Regions from separate parts of the Mus musculus genome. Here all the other regions are linked to region 1. The links are chromatin loops, found by intact Hi-C in ENCODE. Cell type or tissue: heart. All regions are shown on one strand. Each heading gives the region's core, and the rest is flanking DNA. Links, peaks and the distances in the headings are about the cores only.

What was found. Hi-C counts contacts between places; a loop is a spot of excess contacts. Peaks named below come from ENCODE experiments on the same cell type or tissue, not always from the same donor. Only the 100,000 strongest peaks of a DNase experiment are listed, where the experiment ranks them.
Region 2: a loop joins it to region 1, with 4 times the contacts of the local background. A loop is called at or near these places in 7 of 42 quality-filtered maps.
Region 3: it touches region 1 in a loop (5-fold over the local background); 6 of 42 quality-filtered maps call a loop at or near these places.
Region 4: a loop joins it to region 1, with 2.9 times the contacts of the local background. A loop is called at or near these places in 6 of 42 quality-filtered maps.

What each region holds. Positions count from the first base shown.
Region 1 is chr6:141,245,745-141,252,004 of GRCm38, reverse strand. Pde3a (phosphodiesterase 3A, cGMP inhibited) reads right to left here and starts at 2,736. Exons shown (of 16, transcript NM_018779.2): 1 at 1,462-2,736. The coding sequence starts at 2,415. Gm28523 (a long non-coding RNA gene) reads left to right here and starts at 1,350. Exons shown (of 2, transcript XR_378118.4): 1 at 1,350-2,828; 2 at 4,331-6,260. In heart, for the core only: a CTCF peak has its summit at 1,992 (motif pointing right); DNase peaks (open chromatin) are centred at 1,564 and 2,084; H3K4me3 peaks cover 4,000 bases; H3K27ac peaks cover 2,843 bases.
Region 2 is chr6:140,763,025-140,769,284 of GRCm38, reverse strand. It overlaps Gm30215 (a long non-coding RNA gene), which reads right to left. Exons shown (of 10, transcript XR_003956541.1): 5 at 2,154-2,387. Among named protein-coding and RNA genes, the nearest start is that of Gm30215, 86 kb to the right of the region's middle. In heart, for the core only: a CTCF peak has its summit at 2,767 (motif pointing left); no DNase peak of the experiment used is centred there; H3K27ac peaks cover 414 bases.
Region 3 is chr6:141,308,126-141,312,125 of GRCm38, reverse strand. All of the region lies in intron 1 of Pde3a (phosphodiesterase 3A, cGMP inhibited), which reads right to left. Among named protein-coding and RNA genes, the nearest start is that of Gm10400, 30 kb to the left of the region's middle. In heart, for the core only: a CTCF peak has its summit at 2,063; DNase peaks (open chromatin) are centred at 355 and 3,475; H3K27ac peaks cover 1,906 bases.
Region 4 is chr6:141,446,194-141,450,193 of GRCm38, reverse strand. All of the region lies in intron 2 of Pde3a (phosphodiesterase 3A, cGMP inhibited), which reads right to left. Among named protein-coding and RNA genes, the nearest start is that of Slco1c1, 76 kb to the left of the region's middle. In heart, for the core only: a CTCF peak has its summit at 2,427 (motif pointing right); no DNase peak of the experiment used is centred there.

The DNA of each region.
Region 1 (6,260 bases), core at 1-4,000:
AACAATTTCCAAATTTCTATACAAACAAAGTGTCAGTCAGTGGCCTGTATTTTTCCCTTGACTCTTAGAACAGATTTAAACCCAGAAATATTTTTTCTGCTAAACAAAAAGTTAAATAAGTACATTTGTTTTACAGTAAGCGCAAGCATGCACTGCTGTCATCCAGTCCACAACATAAAGTCCACGAGCTATCCATCTGGGCAATCAGCTCCCTTTCTGAGACAACCCAACCACTCACACCATATGGTGGCTGATATATTTCTAAAGGATAGCTAACACTTATCCCTAGGATAACCCGAAAAGAAAACGCTTACTATATCATAGGGACAGCCTTTCAACCTGAAAGTCATCCTAAGGGGATCATGGGTAGGTATGAATTTAAGTAGAAAAAAAGTGCAAATTTCTATTTAGAGCGCAGAATCAGCTTTCCCAACCCCTTCAACAAATGTCAACCCTGGTGGAGAAAACTGAAGGAAAGAGCTTAGGTACAGCTTGTGTTTAAAATTGGAAATGGTTCTCCTAAAGTATGAAGGGTAAGTGTCCCATGACACTAAAGATGTTTGCAATCCCCTCCCCCAAATAATTACTGGGAAACTGCTGCACACACTTCACTCCGAATTCCACTCCCCCACCTCCTCCTTCCTCCAAGACACATATCGCTAGCAATCCTAAGAGAGTTTGGATCAATACTTCCTGCAAACCCTGAGGAAGTCTCTTGAATGTCTGCCTCTCCATTTGGGTGTATAAACGCCCACGAGGAAGGTTACTTTTCTGAATGAACAATAAAAGCATTGCGCCCAATTCTGTGCCATTCTAAAGTTCACACATAGCCCTAAAGTGTAAAGCCTCAGTTCAGAGTTCAACACAGTGCTGTGTAGCAACTAAAGTATATCTAAAAGCAGACTGGCTGCCATCTGATGCTGTGCCTCTAAACAAGAGTCACTGCGAAAACAGGAGTGCGAGTCCAGCCTCTGACCATCCAGGATGCCTGCCTGGCTACTGAAACTTCCTTACTAGTTTTTGTAACTGTTTACCTGGCACTTGATAAGAAAAAAAAATTATTATCTCTTTAAAGACACAGAAATATAGAAGACGCACGTGCTGAAAGCCACTTGCAATAAATAAATAACTTCCAAAAATTCAGGGAGGGCAGAAATGCTTCAAGAAACGCAGGGACTCAAAAACCAGGTGTAGGAGATTTGAAAACAGGGCCCAGCTGTGGAAGTCTGGGTAAGGCCACTCTGTTTTTTACTTTTTCCTGTTTTCTGTTGTTCTGGCTGTAAACTACTCCAAGGGACAGAGAACGGGCAAAAAAGAAAAAGAAAAAAGAAATCTTTCTTAGTACAGTGTAAAGTTTTACTGTTTGGCAGGCTGGCTTCCCGGCCGCTTGCGCCCCACTCCCTGCACTTTGACTGTTTCAAGTTTCCCAGGAGCAACCCCAAAGGCGCAGCCCCAGCTTACCTGCTCCCTGGGTATGCAGGGCAGGGAGGTCCTCCGGTGAGACTTGCCACTGCAGCCGGACATCTCGCCGGCCACCACCGAGCTGGACCGCCTCCTCCTCTTCCACCCCGGAATCTCTTCCTTGGTCCTCGCGCTCAACTGGGACCCAAACCGCTCCCTGGGCGGAGCCGGCCCGGAGCACTGCGGCAGGATCTGCTCGGCGTACCTGGCCAGCAGCAGCCCAAGCACGGCCGCCAAGTATGCCAGGTAAGGTCTCCAGGCGACCTTGAACCTCTCCAGAGAAACCAGGGCCACCGTCCTAAGCACGCTAGTCCAGGCGACCATGAGGACGCCCAGCCTCAGCCTCAGCACCAGCCATGTCGCGCCACCTAGGCAGCTGAGCAGGACCCCCGCGGCGGGCAGCGACAGCAGGCGACCGTCCCCCACGCCCAAGGAGAGCTGCACCAGCGCTTCCCCGGCGCAGCAGGCGGCCAACAGCGCGACGGCCAGAGGCAGGCGCACCCCGGCGCGCAGCAGGCACAAGCCCATCCAGAAGAAGGCGCACAGGAGACTGAAGAGCAGCGCGGCCGGCTGCAGCCAAGGGCTGAGCTGCGCGCCGCCCCCGGGAGCACCTCCCCGAGGGCCCGGGAAGACGCCCCCTCGGGCTCCTTCCTCCTCCTCCTCCTCGGCCGCCGCCTCCTGACTCTTCTCCAGCTCGCCTCCGACCTCCCCGCCGACCAGCCTCACCAGCAGCGCCAGCAGCACGGACAGGGAGCCCGCGCACAGCGCCGAGGAGAGTTGAGGCGAGCGCCGGAGCGGCTGCAGCGCCAGGGCTCTCCAACAACAGCCGGAGCCCCGAGGGGATGGAGAGGACTCGCCACGATGGCGGTGGTTCCCTCTTGCCACACGGGCGGGACTCGCCCCTCCGAGGCCCGGCTTGGCTAGGTCTTGGGCGGCCTCGCCCCGCACTGCCATGCTCTGCGGACAACCCCCACCCGTCCCACTCGCGCGTCCGCGCTCTTCTCGAGCCCACTCTCGGAATCACTTCTTCCGGATCTACGCGAAGTTTCAGCCTTGCAGAGAACTCAAGAGTGCGAGCTGAAGACTTCAAGTTGGCAGCTAGCAGGATCAGCCTTGGAATTTTCAACCCCCACTCCTCTCCTTTTCTCTTTCTCTCTCTCTCTCTCCCTCTCCCTCTCCCTCTCTCCTTTCCTTTCTCTCTTAAAAGTCCTCCGCTCCACCCTCAGCCAGAGTTTATACCCTGCGGGGTCTCTTCCTACTTCGGGATTTTAACACTTGCTCAACTCACTGAGTGCTCAGGGACCGCTGATGCTGAGGCAGGCTGGGGCACTGGGCGAGCTCAGGCCATCCTTGGGCGTTCAGGGACGGTAGGTGTCTGACCTCCCCTTCCCCCTTCCCTCACTCCCCCCCCCCCCGCAGCATATTCTCTTATTCATTCTCTCTCTCTCTCTCTCTCTCTCTCTCTCTCTCTCTCTCTCTCTCTCTCTCTCTCTCTCCCCTCTCTCTCCCTCCCTCCCTCCCTCCCCCTCCGTCTCCCCACTCCCTCCGACTCTTCCCTCTCCCTCCTCCCCTTTTTCCCCCTCCCCCTTTCTTTCTTTACCTCTCCCAATTTTCCTCTTTATCTCTCCTCTCTCTCGCCCGCTTGCTCTCCTTGGCGGACCTCACCCCACCCCCACCCCGAGCTTGGGCGATGCCCCAGGATGCAGACCCCTTGTTTTGCAGAGGTAGGAAGCAGAGCCTTCCAGCCTCTCTACCCAGTTCATGACAAAAAGTAGGATGAAAGGGAAGAAGGAAGGAAGGAAGGAAGGAGAGAGAGAGAGAGAGAGAGAGAGAGAGAGAGAGAGAGAGAGAGAGAGAGAGAGAGAGAGAGAAGAGAGGGGGAGGGAGGAAAGGAAGGAAGGAAGGAAGGAAGGAAGGAAGGAAGGAAGGGAGAGAGGAAGGAAGGAGAGAGAGAAGAACTGAGACCTATTGCAGAAGTTGCTAAGTTTCACCCAAGAACACAGTGTGAGGAGAGGCTGCAGTATCAGAGAGGAGGAGGGAGATCCGTGAGCTGGTGAGTAACCGGTAGGAACAGGAAGAAAGTGAGGCCCTTTTCTTGTTTTTCTTTAAATAATCATCTTTCCTTTTGATGCATGGTGGCTGCTGTTTTTGCAAGGGAGAAAACAGTGGAACTGAGTGCTTAAAACTCCAAGAGAGGCCTCTGCAGGGGCCACAGTTCTGCCTCTTGCTGGGTTTTAAGGGAACTCCCTAGGAACTCCCTAGGCTCAAGCATGGCAGTTATTGCTCAGGGCTGGACTACTCCATTTCTAGAGATGGGTCCTACCAGCTAAAGAGAGGGGGTGGGTGGGGGTGGTCCTGGCAGCCCTGATGCTGGGATTTGTGGATGGCTCTGAGGGATGAAAGCTTGCATGCTAGCTCATGTTCTTGAAAAATGGCACTTCTGTCTGAGCTTTTAACCAGGAGAAGATCCTGGGCATGAGAGTGTGCCCTCCCTCAGGATAGCTGGAAACCCATCTCAAAGGCTCATTCACACTCTGCTCCAGGTGGAAGGTCTGTTTGCCACAGAGAAGCCACGCCCATCTTTTAAAGCTACATTTTAATTATTTGTGTAAGTCTGTGTGAGAGATCACAAGACAACTCAAGGGAGTCAGCTCTCTCCTTTCCAAGGCCCAGAGGACTAAGCTAAGGTCTTTAAGCTTAATGGTAAACACCTTCCCTGCTACCCACTGAGACATCTTGAAGGCCCAAACATGCTTTTCTTAGTGTTTCTCTACCTCTACCTATTCTAGTCTATGGAAGAATCTCAGAGTTACCTAGTGCACAAAGCCAGTTTTTTTTTTGTTTGTTTGTTTGTTTGTTTTTCATACAGGCAGGAAATATAGAGTGAGAAGAATAAAAAGATGAGAAAGGAATAGAGAGATGGCTCAGCAATCAAGAGCCCCTACTGCTCTTTCAGAGAACCCAAGGAGTTCCCAGCACCCACATCTGGTGGCACAGAGCCACCTGCATTTAACTCTAGTTCCAGGGGATCTGATGCCCTCATCTGGACTCCACAGGTATCTGTACTCACACATATTCACACATAACAAACAAAAGGACAGACAGGCAGAAAGAAAACTTTTAAGTAATTTTAAAAGTCTATCTGGGAGTGCCAGGACATATAACCCCGGGATCTAGAAAGCTGAAACAGGAAAAGTGTTGGGAGTTAGAAGACAGCCTGCAAGACAAATGGAACACTGGGGGAAAGTGTATCCCTCTCCCCAACTCCAGAGCACAAGTATCCTTAGTCAACAGTTACTGTTTATGTGTGGTAAATTCTACTATTTGCTGAGCTTCCTCTGCAGAGCTAGGAAGCCCAGCTAGTGACACACACCCACAACAAACAAAATCCCTCCATTATTAATGATTTCATGATCACATACCACAGTGACCATGTGGCATTTAGAAAACCACGATGCTAACTTCATTGGCAGTCTATGCAAAAGAATTCCGGATCTGCTCAGTATATTCAAATGACATCAAAGTGTTGCTGGAATAAGAAGTGTCAACTCTTGCTCAGCTTGAATAGTGACTGACTGGGTGTCATTTGTCTCTCCCAAATAATAATAAACTGATGTTTGTCTCAATTATCTTGGTGCTTCAGGTTAAAGTGTGTTTATAGCTTGGAGGACTTGGGTAATTGGCTCAAAATGCCACTGTGTTTTGTGTGTAGCGAAAGAGCAATAAAATATTGCCAAGAGGAGATGGAGGAAATAAAATGGATTCATGGGGGCAGTGGGAAAACGTGGCTTATGTTGTAGATTCTTTTTTTATGGGAAACAGCCTACTGCAATCCCAGCTGGGCATTCACAAAGCCTTTAGGCAAAAAGGAACAGGAGCGGGTGTGACCAGGCAGCCAGCTCCCCTCTGTCACATGTCCAGAACTATGCCACTGCTCAGGAGCATGTGTTGGGCAGCTAGTCAACGGTGGCAGTGGCACCATCTGTCTAATAATTAAGGAAACAGGAGTAGCATCGCCTTTGCTGAAGAAACTCGAGCCCCCTAGCATGCACGCACACTTCCATGAGTTTCCATTTTACCCAAGATTCAGCTGCCAGAGCCTACCTGGGACCCTTGAAAGTGAAGAGCCTGCTGCCCCTTGGCATGGGGAAAGCACAGTAAATCAGAAATCTGAGCATATGTTGTAAAGCTTGCAGGGGGTCGGGGTGGGGGTAGAAGCAGAATTGGGGATGAAAGAATATTTCCATGTTTCTCCATCTTTGACGTCCACACCCATTTAGTTTTTCAGGTAAAGTAATTACATATGATCATCCAAACAGAGCTCTCACAAGATTGACAGTGGATATGGTTTGAAAGCTGTCATCAGCGGACTAGTGAGATCTCAGTAGGTAAAGGAAATTTCTGTGCAAAGACCTTTGGACCTGAGCTCAATCCCAGGACCACACAAAAAGAGACGGAGCTCCTCAAAGTTGTCCCTAATTGCCACATGCCTACATGGCAGACGAATGGCCACACGTGAACATTTCTTTCATACTGCTAATATAAGTGTTTTAGTAAAACACTTGTCATTGACTAACAGCAAAACATCACTGAATCTGTGTGTTGATGGCATTATTGGAGCTGGTCATTAGTGTAAAACGAAACAATGTCCTGGCACCTGGCTTTCTTCCCATTTTTAAGAAAAATTACAATCAGAAAGTTAACTGTCCCACTCAAAGACAAGAAGGTCTATTTTTCTGCCTCTTAACCATTCCAGAACCCAAGGAAGGTATTGAAAGCTGGCCAGATGTTCTTGCTAG
Region 2 (6,260 bases), core at 887-4,886, 480 kb after region 1:
TCCGTTGTCTGGGCGACGTCTTAATAGCCCCCATTAGGATTATTATTGACTTGAACAAAGCACTTAAGCATAAATTAACCCAGGGACTTCTCTAGCATCCCGCAGGAGTAAGCAGGCAGTAAGTAGAAATTCTATTTCATAGGAAGCTGAGGAGTTCTGAGGACATAAGAAATCAAGTTTGTAATACAACATTGAGCAGCAGTAAGCACTCGACGCTGTAGGAAAGGCCCACTCCTGCGGGAAAAGGCACGTGATTCCCACACGTGCTGTCGTCTCAATTCCCACTTAAATGCAGCCTATTTTCCACCCAGCAGGGGCTCGGAGACCCAGTTACCATAAACAGCTAGAAGTGGCAGCCCGTGGACCTCAATCTTCTATGGTCTCTTCCACTATCATCCTAAACGTGTGATTCAAGGGGGAGTTTCACAGAACAGACCCGTTGGGGAGAAGTTACAATTTAGCATGAGTCCTAACCCTCTTATCCACAAGAACAAAAGGTTTCTCGCCTCTTTTTCAAGACATCCTTCTGAGTTCTGAAATCCCTAAGAGAAGAGTAGCCTTCTTTTCGTTTGTTTGTTTAAGACCCATTTATCTGACCCTTTGTTTTAGGCGTATGTGTACATTTCTTCAGACACACCAAAAGAGGGCATCAGATCCCATTACAGATGGCTGTGAACCACCATGTGGTTGCTGGGATTTGAACTCAAGACCTCTGGAAGAGCAGTCAGTGCTCTTAACCTCTGAGCCATCTCTCCAGCAATCCGACCCTTTGAAGCCAAGGTAAAATGAGATTTTAGGATAAGTGTATAAAAATCTCTCTTCAGAAGCCTCTGTCGCTCTGGCACAGGTCCACAGACAGGGGAACTGGGGTGGGGGTAGCTTGAGTGTGCTCTATAGCTCCCCCAACAGGAAGGAGCCAACGAGGTTCGGGGCGGGGACAGGAAGTTCCTATGACTCTATGGAGCTCCAGCCTCTGCAGTTGGCTCTGCAAATCCACAAAATATGCAATTCAAGGACACATCAATATCACATAAAATTCACCCGAGGCCCTTATAGAGAAACGCACGTTGTCTCTGCCCCTCTCCCACACCCCCTCCCATGGTCAGCCTCTGCAGGGCTCTCTCTCTCTCTCTCTCTCTCTCTCTCTCTCTCTCTCTCTCTCTCTCCCTCTCTCTCTCTCTCTCTCTGTTATGGGCTACAAAAGCAGACAGACATCGGGTTATGCTACACTGGACCGTAAGGATAGCTAGGCTTCTGAGGTTAGAAGTTAGGGGCTGTGATCTCAAGAACATGATAGAGGGCTAGAGAAGACAGCTGCAGCACCTAAAAAACAGCAGAGCTTCTGTGACAATGGCTGGGTCCCTACACAGCCTGGGGAATTGGGTCAGCGCCCTATAGAGGAAGAGAATGGAAACAGGGGTGGGGGTGGCCGGAGTGGGGTGGAGGAGGCATCTTCACTTGGACCTCACGAACTTAAGCACCAGTCTCTTCTCGGCATCAACTGGAAGGGAGAACAGAGGCTCTTTTCCAGTTCTGGTTCATTTCCTTCCCTCTGAGAGAGGCAAAGAAGTTGTCCTGATAGAAACGGCTTGATTTTGAATACTCTGCTAACCAGGCAAATGCAAGCATCCCTTCCATTTGATCTTAACAGTGAAGAAATTAGACGCCTTTGTTTTCACCTGCCATACCGAAAACCTTGCAATTCTTTGACTGTAGCCAAAAGGGCTTCTTATAATCCCCTTGCTTTAAGCTAAATAGACATCCTATTCTAGTTCCCGTATTCTCTGTGGTGACATCCTGTTCTAGCCCCTCCCCCACCCCCATTCTTCTCCGAGTTCCCTGACCACACAATGTCTAGAGCAAAAGAGCTGACAACATGGAAACCCAGTTTTACTTAGCTAGCTCAGCACTTTGACATTTTACACCTGCAATGTATGTTCGTTTTGATTAAATTAAATCAAATTAAAGTTGTACATACCCCTCCTTCAATGACCAATTTCTAAGAGAAAATATCTTTATTACAACTTTTTGCCTAATTTGGGCACCGTGAGTCATTGCTAGACCAATTAGCTTTTTTGTATATAGAGCTTATGAAGTAAACCAAAAATAGACAAAACATTATGATGTCTCTACAGAAGTCAAAGCTTTCTCACCTTCCAGGTCAGCGGCAAGAATGACAGAAGGGTCATGGGGCTTAGAAGGGTGTAACTGCTTCCTGCTGAAGAGGGTGGATTGTATTGTCTACTTTTCAGTGATTGCAGGTTAGATATCAGCTTCGACCGTGGTTTAAAGCCCGAAGATCTTCCTTGATTTCCTTGCCTGAAACTTCCTGACTTCAGCCAGATCACGAAGGTTCCAGATTTTGATTCTGAGATAATGGTGAATCTCTAAGAACAAAGAAAGGAAGGGACATTGTTTCTGTTCTATTGTCCGCGCAGCTGCGTTTATCAGGTTAAGACGCACAGATCATAAACGAAGGAGAAAAGACTGATACGATTTAGAATTCACATTTGCTAGGAGAGCATTTTCTCATCCATACGGATCGTAACCATTTCACATATGAACACATCATTGAAGAAATTGTCTATAGAATGGTTCTGTCCATTTATCCACGTTCTCACTAAGAGAAAAAAAAAACATGTTGTTTTGCTATAAAACTGTATCTGAATACAAATAGGGAAATACAGTCCTCAGAGGTTTCTGAACCCTTGCGAACTCGTCACGGACACACTGTTTTCTATGAGCACAAAGGTAAGATCGCCACCTTCTGGCTAGGTGCTCTAATAGCATCTTCTCATTGTGAAATTTCTAGTAACTTCCAAAATTTGAGTCTATACCGTTTTGATGAAGACTTTGAAGATTTCAGTCACTTGACGTCCAGTTTAAGTGGAAAAAGTCTCTTGTCTAAATGCTAAAAACACACAAAACATTACTCTAAAGATGTATTTGTTCTTCACACTACTGTTGCAGGAAATATTTTAAAATGCACCATCCCACACTATACCCAGCTACTCTGCCCATGTCTCTCCACCTCTAGCCTAGCCATGATGCAGTCTTCCCAGCTCTGGTTTATCTGCCTCAGAGCTGCCTGTACCTTCTCAGCCATCCACCCCCTGCGGCTAGTTGTCACAAATCCCCTTAGCCCAGTAAATCAAAACTCTAGAAGCTTAGAATTAGTCAGTCAGATTTATATATCAGTAAATTCTCAATTCACAAGATGCCCACACAGCAATTTCAGAGCCAACTGATAATGATACAAGCTGCCCACCTAGATTAGACAAGTTATCCCAATTATTCTATCCTTTTATGATATATTCATGGCTACCTGTGGCTATTTAACGCCACACTGAATCTAGAGCATCTTCCTCTTCCTCCGTTTTCCTTCCTTCTCTCTCCTCCTTGTCCTCTCTCTCTCTCCTCTCCTCCTTCTCCACCAAACTTTTCAGCTCCACCTTCCCTTCCACTGCCCAGTCACCGGCCCTAGCCTTTATTTTACCAGGTGGGGAGCAGGTTTACAAGAAGTCACTGGTGATACAACCATCATCCGCAGCCCCTCCTGGGGAAGCAGAATTAGCATCAAAATACAAACAGCACCAGGACTATCCACAACACACCACAACAGTGAAGGTGTCAAAAGCCAAAGGTATTTTCTCTAAGTGTTCCTTAAGAAGCTAAGGACAATGGAGATGATTCACTGTGTAAAATACTTGTTGGGCCAACATGATGGCCTGAGCTTGGGTCTCCAGCACCTACAAAAGTCTTGGTATGGCAGAGTAGACATGTAATTCAAGCAGTGGGGAGGCAGAGACAGGCAAATGCATGGAGCTCATTGGCCAAACAGCCTAGTTAAAGAGAGCTCTAGTTTTGGAAGAAACCCTGCCTCTGATAATAAAGTAGACAGCAACTGAGAAAGACACTCCACTGACATCACTGACCCAGTCTTCGTCTGCGCATACACACAGGCAGATGCTGGCAGATGTGGGGCGTTTGTATTCTAAACATAGTGTCAATTATCAAATTTCCTTAGTTTAACAGTTGCAACCTGAGCGGCAACTCCACCAACAGGGATCAGTTGGTGAATTTAAAAACAAAGAAAAAGAAAGAACTTGGATGAAAAGTCCAACCCCAGATTCAAGCATAATTCTCCGCCCTAATCGGACTCCAACCAGCAGAGTTAAGTCCAGCCGAAACCATTTCCTGTGAGACTTCACAGGAGTCCTGTGACATCACCATTTCAGCCACCAGGAACACTTTGAGTTTCCTACTCCCCCGAAAAAACTCCTTCATACAAAACTCCCTTTTAAGGGCAATCTCCCTGTCTCTGGATTTGCCCAGAAAACGTATCACAAAAAAGCAGATTTTTTTTTTTAATTTACTTTCTTAGTCAATTAAATCTGAGGCAATTCCAGGACAACTCACTCCACTGGCAGAATGTTGCTCAGCATGATCCTACGGAGGTGTGGGAGACAAGTGGAATAATCTTATACAATCTTGTTTCTTTTTCCTATACTTTATTTATTAGCAGTTTACGTTTGCATGTGTAAAGGTGTCTATATCCCACACTCCACATCTGGAGGTCAGAGGACAGACTTACAGAGCCGGTCTGTCCTTCCTTCCACCTTGGGTTCTGGGGATGAACTCGGGTTGTTAGACCTATGCAGCTTGTGTTGTGACCACTGAGCAATCTCTTATGGTCCTCTGTTGTGGTTTCTTGGAAGGGGGTCTCACTCTACAGTCCTGGCTCACCAAGGACTCAGTCTGTAGCCCACAGTGTCTTTGAACTCACAGCCATCCTCCTGCCTCACACTCTCAAGTGCTGGGATTATAGATAGGCACATCACACCCAGATGTAATATCACTGCTATTTATGCAAAAGGTCACATAAAGTCCAGTTTGTAGAGAGTGTGTACCTAGAGAAACATAACTGCTCCAGAGAGATGAGTTTCAGTATTGCCAAGAAGCCAGGAAACAGCAGCACCATCCTTGGAGAGCTTGCTGACTCTTTGCCTAGTAAGACAATGAAAATATTATGACAGCTTGCTGAGTCTTGGCCTCAAAGGTATTATTTTCTCAGGAGATAATTCTGCAGAATTATATGGAAAAGTCAACCATTGAAATCGTAAGTCAGATAGCTGATGTGTTCTAAGTGAGCTCAGACATCAGCAGAGGCAAAGAATGTGTAGAAGAAAGCAGAGCTCTCCCCGGTCTTCTGCTCAAAGATGACATTGACCGTTGTTGCTTATGTGCGAATGTGAATACAAACAAGTAAGTTATACAGTAGGTTAGCCACTTTGTGTGCCAAAATACTAACAGCAAGGCTGTGACGCTGTCCCACAGCCACCAGAGTGCAGAGAACCACCAATCACGAGTTTCCACCAAGTTACTCACAACAATCAATGTGGAGGGCAAGAGGCCCTGTAAGCAAGCCACTCTGTCCTGGAGACACCACAAGTCATCTATGGTAAAAGGCACTCAGACCTAGGGCTAGTTCAGATTTGTGTTGTATCTCAGGTTAAAATACTGCCCACATATATCACTTCCTATTTTTTCAGGGCACTCTGGGCACACAGGCAGTTCTAAACTTGAGGTCATTCACTTGTTGTTCTACAGATAGGAAATAGCTCCTAGGTTCTCCATTAAAAAACTTTTTATACTGAGTCTAAAAACCCACAATACCCTCTTGAACAGATATTAGCAAATGTGGTGCTATGAACAATGGGGACCAAGATGCTGAGGTCTGCTAGAAGTACCACATAGCTCACACGGCTGGCATGGCCTGCCAGAGCAAGTGACAATACACAGGTGCTATTACAGGCTTTTCTCCAAACACTGAGGGGTACCAGCAGGAGATAAAGAATAGTGTGACATAATCAAACTTGCTTTTTTGGTTTTTTGTTTGTTTGATTTTTTTCCTCTGTATGTACACAAGTCCATGTGTGTACATTTACATGTGCATATATATATTGGGATATACATATATACATACATATGCATATACATATATGTATGAGAATTTATTAAAATGGTATACAGGCTGTGGTCCAGTTAATCCAACAATGGCTGGATATGAACAGAAGGTCCAGTAGTTGCTCATTCCCCAAGGCTGGATGTCTTAGCTGGCTTTCAGTAGATGCTGGAATCCCATCCCAAAGGAGTAGGCTCTAATGCCAGTGAAGGAATGGACTTGATAGCAAGGCAGAGCAAGCAGGCAGAAAGCAAAAAGTTCCCTTCTTCCATGTCCTTACATAGGCTTCCAGCAG
Region 3 (4,000 bases), core at 1-4,000, 60 kb before region 1:
CGTTTGCCTGGTGTCTTCCTAGAAATGCGTAACCACTTTCTGTTTGGAGAAACAAAGAAAGAAATAAAAACAGGAGTTATCATCCTTCAAGCTTTGACACTGTTGGCTCCTGGTGCTTTTATGGCTGTAAGAGCAGCCTTTGGGAGCTTGTTTTATTACCTTACCCTGGGTCTGATTTCCTGGGGGGGGAAAAAAAAACCAAGATGGCAGGTCTGGTTGATGGGGCCATGCCCACGCTTATCCACACTGTCTAGAGCACAACGCTAAGCCATCCAACAGTCTCTGATCCACAAGTGACATCTGCAAGTGTTTTCTGAATGCTTGCAGCTGTGTCTCTGACTCAGCTAACAGGCCTAACACTCCACATGGCTGTGCTCTCTGAGTTCTCATGAGAACCATGGCGTGGGCCCCAGCGTTAGTGTGAACCGCTACGGGACCCACAGACTTGAAAATGATCACAGAGAAATAGAGAAAGACATGAGGAGTGGCAGGCCTGTCTTGACTGCTGTACTAGCCACAGTGTCTGAGGACTTGAGTTTACCCTTCAGAACGATAGATGGAAGCAGCATACATTTGTAATCCCAGAGCTGGATGTGGGAGACACATGCCTCTGGGGCTCAGTGGACAGTGGACCAAGCCAAACTGGGGAGACTGGGGAACAACAAAGATAACGGCAAGGATAACTCCAGCTCCATACACAAGTACACTCACACACACATAGGAACACAGATACACACATACATACATATGCACAAGTACACACACAAACACAGACACACATATACAAATATATACATACACACAGACAGACACATAAACATACATACATGCATACATACACACATACCCAAAGACACACATATACACACAGACACACAAACAGATACACACATGTTCATACACACAGATACACACAAACACTCATACACACGCTCATATGCACAACACACACTCATACTAATACACACACACATACACACACAAACATACACATAAACATGAACACAAAAATACATATATATACACACACATACAAACACAAACACACACATATATATATACACAGACCCACATACATTCACAAATGCACACACACACACATATATATATATATGAAGCACATGGTGGAGGACAGTCTGTAAAGATGTCTTCTGTCATACATACATACACACATGCACACACACACACACAAAGTAAAATTGTAAAAATTTTCAAAAACAGACAAACCTAGTGGGTTGCCTTAAAAATGAAAACCGATTAAAGGAACATGTACAAAAAGGATTCATGTTCTATTAAGTCAGAAAAACTACAGCCCCAGATTTCTGTTTGTCTCAAACCGCATGCAATGGTTGGTTTTTAAATTGTAGGGTCAGTATTGCCCAGCTGCAATGCTAACCAATGTGATTCTCCTCTCCTCTGTTTTGAAGACACTGGTGGACGAGGTTGTAAAAGGTTACACTGCCTTCAAAAATTTTAAAGCTTCTTCTTTGCCAAGGGTCGAGTGTTTTAATGACCTTTGGAAGACAATGAGGCAGTGTGCTAAGCCCTGTGTTTAAATATCTAAACCCTCACGAGCAAGCAGCAGAGTCACCTTGGAGAAGCCTCTCCGAGGGCACTGCTCTTCGAGAATACCCTTGTCCTCTTATGTTTACTTGGGAAGGCTATCCCAGCAAACAGTTAAATACCATAGGCTACAAGTCATGGAAAAGGGAGTTTAACTACGGTTCACATAAAACTGTGAACTCAGAAGAAGGTTACTTGGGAAAAACACACAAATAAAATATAAAAACATTTAGGGGGAGCACATCAGAGTTCAAGCCTACGAACATACAACAAAACATAGCAGATGCTGCATTGAGGGGGCTGCCTGAATGTCACAAAAACAGACAGCCTGACCTTGAACACACAAGCTGGGATTTGAAGCTTCAGTGAGATTCAAAAAGGAAACATAGTCTGCCAGCCAAAACTAAACATACATTGACTTTCTCTCTCATAATCCCTTCCTCTCCGGGGCTTTGGTAGTAGGTGCTCAGTAAGGACTCATCGTGCTTTACCTAACTTCTTCCTTAAGGTGGCGCCATTACTTAATATTGTTTTTTGTTTGTTTGTTTTTTTCATCTCTTGGTTTTGATGGATAAATGGCTCTTGGCTTAGAAGTATATGTGACAGAAACTCAGAACATAGACATAGATAAAAATGAATACATCTTTAAGAAAAATAATGAAAATAATTCAAATAATGTAGTTTGGGTTATGGTGTTTTCCCACAATGTATAAGAAACAACTGGATACAAGCAAGGTGATAATACTTCCTGTCACCAAATCCTCTACACTTACGGGAAATGCAACCAGCCAGCCAGAAACAAGCAATTCCTAAGGAAGCCTTACAGACTGCAAAAAATATAAAGACAGTTATGATTAGACCTGGATGTGGTCGTTCAGACTTGTCATCCAAGCAAAGGAGCGGCCAAGAAAGAGGATCAAGAGCTCCAAGTTCACCTGGTGGAATACAGGGAAAAGAGTCTGTCTCAACACACACAAATACACACACATACACACACACACACACACAGACACACCCACACAAACACATATGCGTGTGTAATATATACATATATATATTCATGCATGCATGCACACACATACACACATACATATATACACATGAACACACACAAAAATACTTATATACATATGTATGCACACACTTGCACACACATACATATATACACATGCATATTCTATACACACAAATATGACTTATTTATTTGAATGATTGGTGAGTTACAATGTATTCTAGATTTTAAACAAACTCACATTATCGCCACAGTGTCCAAGAAAAGGCTATCCAATAATTGTGTAAATGCATAAAGTTTATTTGAGTGAATGGGACTGAATCTAAGTCAGCAACACAGGAACTCTAATAGATTCACCTTTGGCCCACTAAGAACAAGTCTGGGGGCTAAAGAGACAGCCCAGTGGTTAAGAGCATTGCTGTTCTTCCAAAGGACCCGAGTTCAGTTTCCAGACTCTTACAACTGCTCATTCCCCAGTCCCAGGGAATCTTATGTCCTCTTCTGGCTTTCCAGACACTGTACACACATGGTGCACATATATACACCCCTCCAGACAGACAGACAGACAGACAGACAGACTCACACACACACAAGCTAAAGAAACAAATTCTTGAAACACTGTCTGAAGTGTTAACGTCATTGCTGTCCCCCTCGAGTTGAAGTGTGCTGTTATTCTCTTTCCTTTGTGTCTCCTTTTATTTTCTGGAGTTAGACATGAGTGTGTCCATTTCTTTTTTAATGACAACCTTGTAGTAATTTGAGAAATGTGTTTTAGCTCCTATTAGCTTTCTCTTCTTTAGCTACACAGTCCTGCTTCCTTGTTGCTACACGATTTCCAGACTTCTGGCACTTCCTTCAGTCCATGTCCTTCCTAAAATTATGGGGCCTTGGACAGAACACTGTATTCCACATGAGCAGCCAGCATGAAGTGCGTCAGCACCCTGACTTCCCCAGGAGTGGACACTCACTTCTATTTATACTGAGGAAGTTTTAAGGTTTTTTTTCCTCTTCATATTTTTTCCCTGCATCATACAGCAGGCTCTCATGAAGTTTGCAGTCAAATAAAGCTACCAGACATTTTTCACAAACTAAACTTTTCATACTTACCTGCCCCTCACTTCCAGGAGACACACAACGCCAGGGAGTTTAGATGTGCCCCCACACCATGGAACGACAAAATGTAGAGGACAATTTACTATATACTCTTATCAAAATAACCATTTCAATGCCGGTCCCAGTGATTAAAGTGCCATCAAAACTAAGTATTTACTCTGGAAAAGTCCTAAAGAGTTCAAATGGGCACTCCCAGTCTGAGTTCTGCGTTCTCTATAAAGCATGCTAGTTGTGAAAGGTGACTAGATTAGATCCCAGTTACTACCCTGTGACCTGCAATTATTGCGATCACCCTCATTTCCCCAAATGACA
Region 4 (4,000 bases), core at 1-4,000, 200 kb before region 1:
TGCTAGTGTGCATATAGAGAAATACATTTCTCTCTCTAACCCTTTCTTTCGCAGCACCAAAGTGGGCTTAGTAATAGGACCTATGTTTTGACAGTTAAATGAAGCCATGTGTAGGAGTATCGGTAAAGTCTCACCATGACAAATACAGAAATATAAAATCAGATCTGCAAATGACATGAAGTAAGTGAATAATGGGAGCAGGTTGACAGGGAAGGGCCAGGGAGTACACGGGACAGACATGACGCAAAGTATATCCCTGTGACCCAGGACCATGCAGGGGAGTATTGGGGACACACATAATACAAAGTATACCCCTGTAACCCAGTACAATAAATATGTGAAATGAAAATCCCATAAAAAAGAGTCCTAGCAATTGTTTAGCCTGAAATTCATGCTTACTAAATATTACGTATTACCAGCGCTGTTGTTACTGAACTGAACATGACTATACATGTAAAGAAAGAATCATGAATATGTACATTTTTCTCACTTGTTCTCTCTCTCTCTCAACAATTTTTTATTTATATGCATGCATGTGTGTATTTACTTGCTCATGTGTGTGCACATGTATATGGGCCTGTAGAATTCAAAAGATGGTGTTGAGATCTACTGGAACTGAAGTTACAGGCACATGTGAGCCATCCAACATTGGGTGCTGGGCACTGAACTCAAGTCCTCTGCAAGGGCCATCACAGATCTTAAGTGCTGTATCATCTTCACCCAGCCAGTCAGAATTTCTTTAGAAATGAAGACAACAGCCTTGAGATAATCTTTACCAACAAAACTATAACAGTAAAAGCAGAACTTCTAATATTTTCACTTTTTTACTTTAGGCAAAGATAGTTATAAAGTCCATATTCCCTATACCCAAAAGCTCCATAATAGGTCTGAGATTAATTTTCGGCTGTTAAAAAGTAAGTCAACAAAAGTCCTGCTTTCAACTAGCACGGTCGATTGCACTGGTATGATTTATGACACACCCTGAAAAGAGTTTTAAGAGAAGGCATCTGAGCCCCATTGTTGGAAGTATTTTCCTTCTCTTTCTATTTAGTCATCTTGGGAGGCACCCTGGGAGGCAAGCACAGCATGGAAGAAAATTCCCAGGGTGGAGAGGGAACTGGGAGAAGAGATGGATAAACAGCATAAGGGATGACACATAAGGAGGAGACGCTCTGGGACTTTCCTTACGCGATGTTGGTGCCCAACGTTGAGAAAAGCAGCTTGGTGTATCCTGGGAGACTATATAGCCTCTTAAATCTCTACGGGAAGATGCAACATCCCGTCACCCCCAAATCTTTCCCTGGGAGGCTGTCTGTATTACCAGGAAATGCTGTCTTGGTCTTTAATATGCTAAATTATTCTAGAAAATGAGCTGGACACTGTAGAAACGATCTTTGGCATATTCTGGGTTCTGACCTCAGAGTCAGAAAAACTGCATATGTGTTTATACTTTTCATAGGACCTGATTATAATTTTAGACTTGAAATTGGCTGGGAAATTTTTAAAAAATGAAATCATGTGAAAATTTTGCAGTAAGGCACTGTAGGCTGAACCTTGGCGACAGGCCATCCCAAGGAAACAGATGCTTGCTTACTTTAATTTTCTGGATGGAAATACGAGTTTACATTTGAAGTCTCTTCTTAAGATAACATACATACATACAGTACTATAGGAGGGGACCTATAGAGCCCTTACTCAAATGACTCTTGAGAAATATCACAAGTGGAAGGTCTCCTATGAGAAGTCAGAAACAGCAAAGCCAGCAACGACTGTAATTCACATCTTCCATCTCTTTTGATGTTCTGAGAGCATCACATGCCATCAAATGAGAAGCACCACATGGCCCAATATCCTTCTCTACTTCTGAAACGATCTGTCTGCAAACAGTTGGTACTTTGTCTAAATATTCTCTGCTTATATTTTCTATTATATATACACCTCCCAGACACAAGTAACTTTACCCAACAATCTCAAATTAATAATTTCAATAGATAAGGTTCTGTATTCTTATTTAGAAAATGGAAAATTCCTTTGACTTACTTATTCTATATACTCTTATAATGTACAAAATATAACCTTAGACTTAACCTTAAGACTTATTCTCTTTCTGGTTATCAAAGGTAAGATGGGCAGCATAGATGTATGGGAATCTGACAACTAACTATCAGTGCAATTGCTCAGACCAGTGAATGTGGGAAGGCTTAGAAAATATAAACTGCTTCATACAATTGCTGCATTAAAAATGTTCTTGACAGTGGGAGAAACACAAAACAAAGAGAACATCTGTGTACTCTCTGATATATGTACAGATTTTTAAATATTTTAGGAACAATTATCTCTGAGTTTGAAGTCATCTTTGGTCTGTTAAATTTTTTCAGTGGTCACTAAACTTGAAGCTGCAGTTTGCTTAGCCTAAAACCTAGTGACCAACAGAGGGCGGTATGCCGCCTTGGAAAGGACTTGTCACTTCCGATGAGTGCTGAGCTCTCACTAACAGATAAGACTTCCATTTCTTTTGTTCCCACACTACAAAAATCAGGAGATTACTAGTAAAAAGTAATGAAAAATAAGTTATAGCCTACATATCACTGCTAAAGTAAAATTACAAGCACATAATTAGCATTTTTCCCAAATATTAAACATTTCTATTGTCCCTTTTTAACCTAATCCTCTATGGCAGGACTGAGGAGTGGGCAACATGCTAACATGCTAGGCAACATGCTAGGCAACATGCTAGGCAACATGCTAGGCAACATGCTAGGCAACATGCTAGGCAGGCAATCTAACAGTAAGACATTTTAGCCTCAGCCAGTCCCAGCTTTCTCATTTCATAAGGTACATTGGAAGCATGATCCATTTGCATATATAACTTGATTTATTTTTCCACATGTAATTCTCTATTGCAACTAAAGGATTCATAACACATGCACATACAGACACAAACACACACACACACACACACACACACACACACACACACAGGATGCACATATACATCTGGACATAGTTTTCCGACATTTCCTTAGCATGAATGAATCCCGGTTGACACTGACCACCACTGAACGCTTCCTGCCTCACATGCAGTGGCTCTCACCTAGTCTAGATCTTCTCTGCTTCTCTTTCTAGAGTAGCTTTACTGGCTTCTTCTGCACCATCCAGTCATCTCTATGCTGGTGCCTGCTAGAATGTTCCTTTATTTCATATACTAAAGGCACAAAAACCCTAACAAACTTCAAGTCCTTGAGTTATCGCTTGTGAGGAGCCATGCATCTTCTACCATCTGTTTCTGTGTGGCACACTCTCTTCCTAGAAGTCATACTTCTCTGCCATCTCTCACCTGTAGGAAGACTCTCTTTCTTCTGAAGAGCTATGCTATCTTAATCATCGCTCAAATGTATAGCACAGGCTTCCTTTCCAAAATCACCTGTCCCATTCTCACAGCCTGTGTGTGTGTTTGTGCTGCATTTCTCACATTGTGTGTGTGTGTGTGTGTGTGTGTGTGTGTGTGTATGTGTATACACATGTGCATGCATGCGCTTGTGCCCACACTTGCATGTTTCATAAATAACCACAATAGGGAATTACATGTGGAAAAAATGAAATCAAATGATATATAAAAATGGATTGTGTTTCTGATGTACTTTATAAAATGGGAGAAGCTGGGGTGGGCTGAGGGTACCCAGCATCCTGAGTACCCTGAGCCTAGTCCTCAAGACTGTCTCTTAAAATATTATGTTAAAAAATATACTTTTCTGGGTGGTTATGCAACTACGTAAAAATTATTTCCTCCTTTAGGTTTTGGACAATACAATAAGGGCAATGACAGGTGTCATTTACTTGCTTAAACCCAGAGTTCAGAGTAGAACTAGAAATACTACATACTCTAAACCTTCAGAGAGGTCCATTCCTTCTTCCCAATTCTGTGCTACAAGAAAGTAAAAGTGGAGACGTTATGGTGTGCAATATGTCCCTGAAAACAAATCACTGCATTAAGATAGCT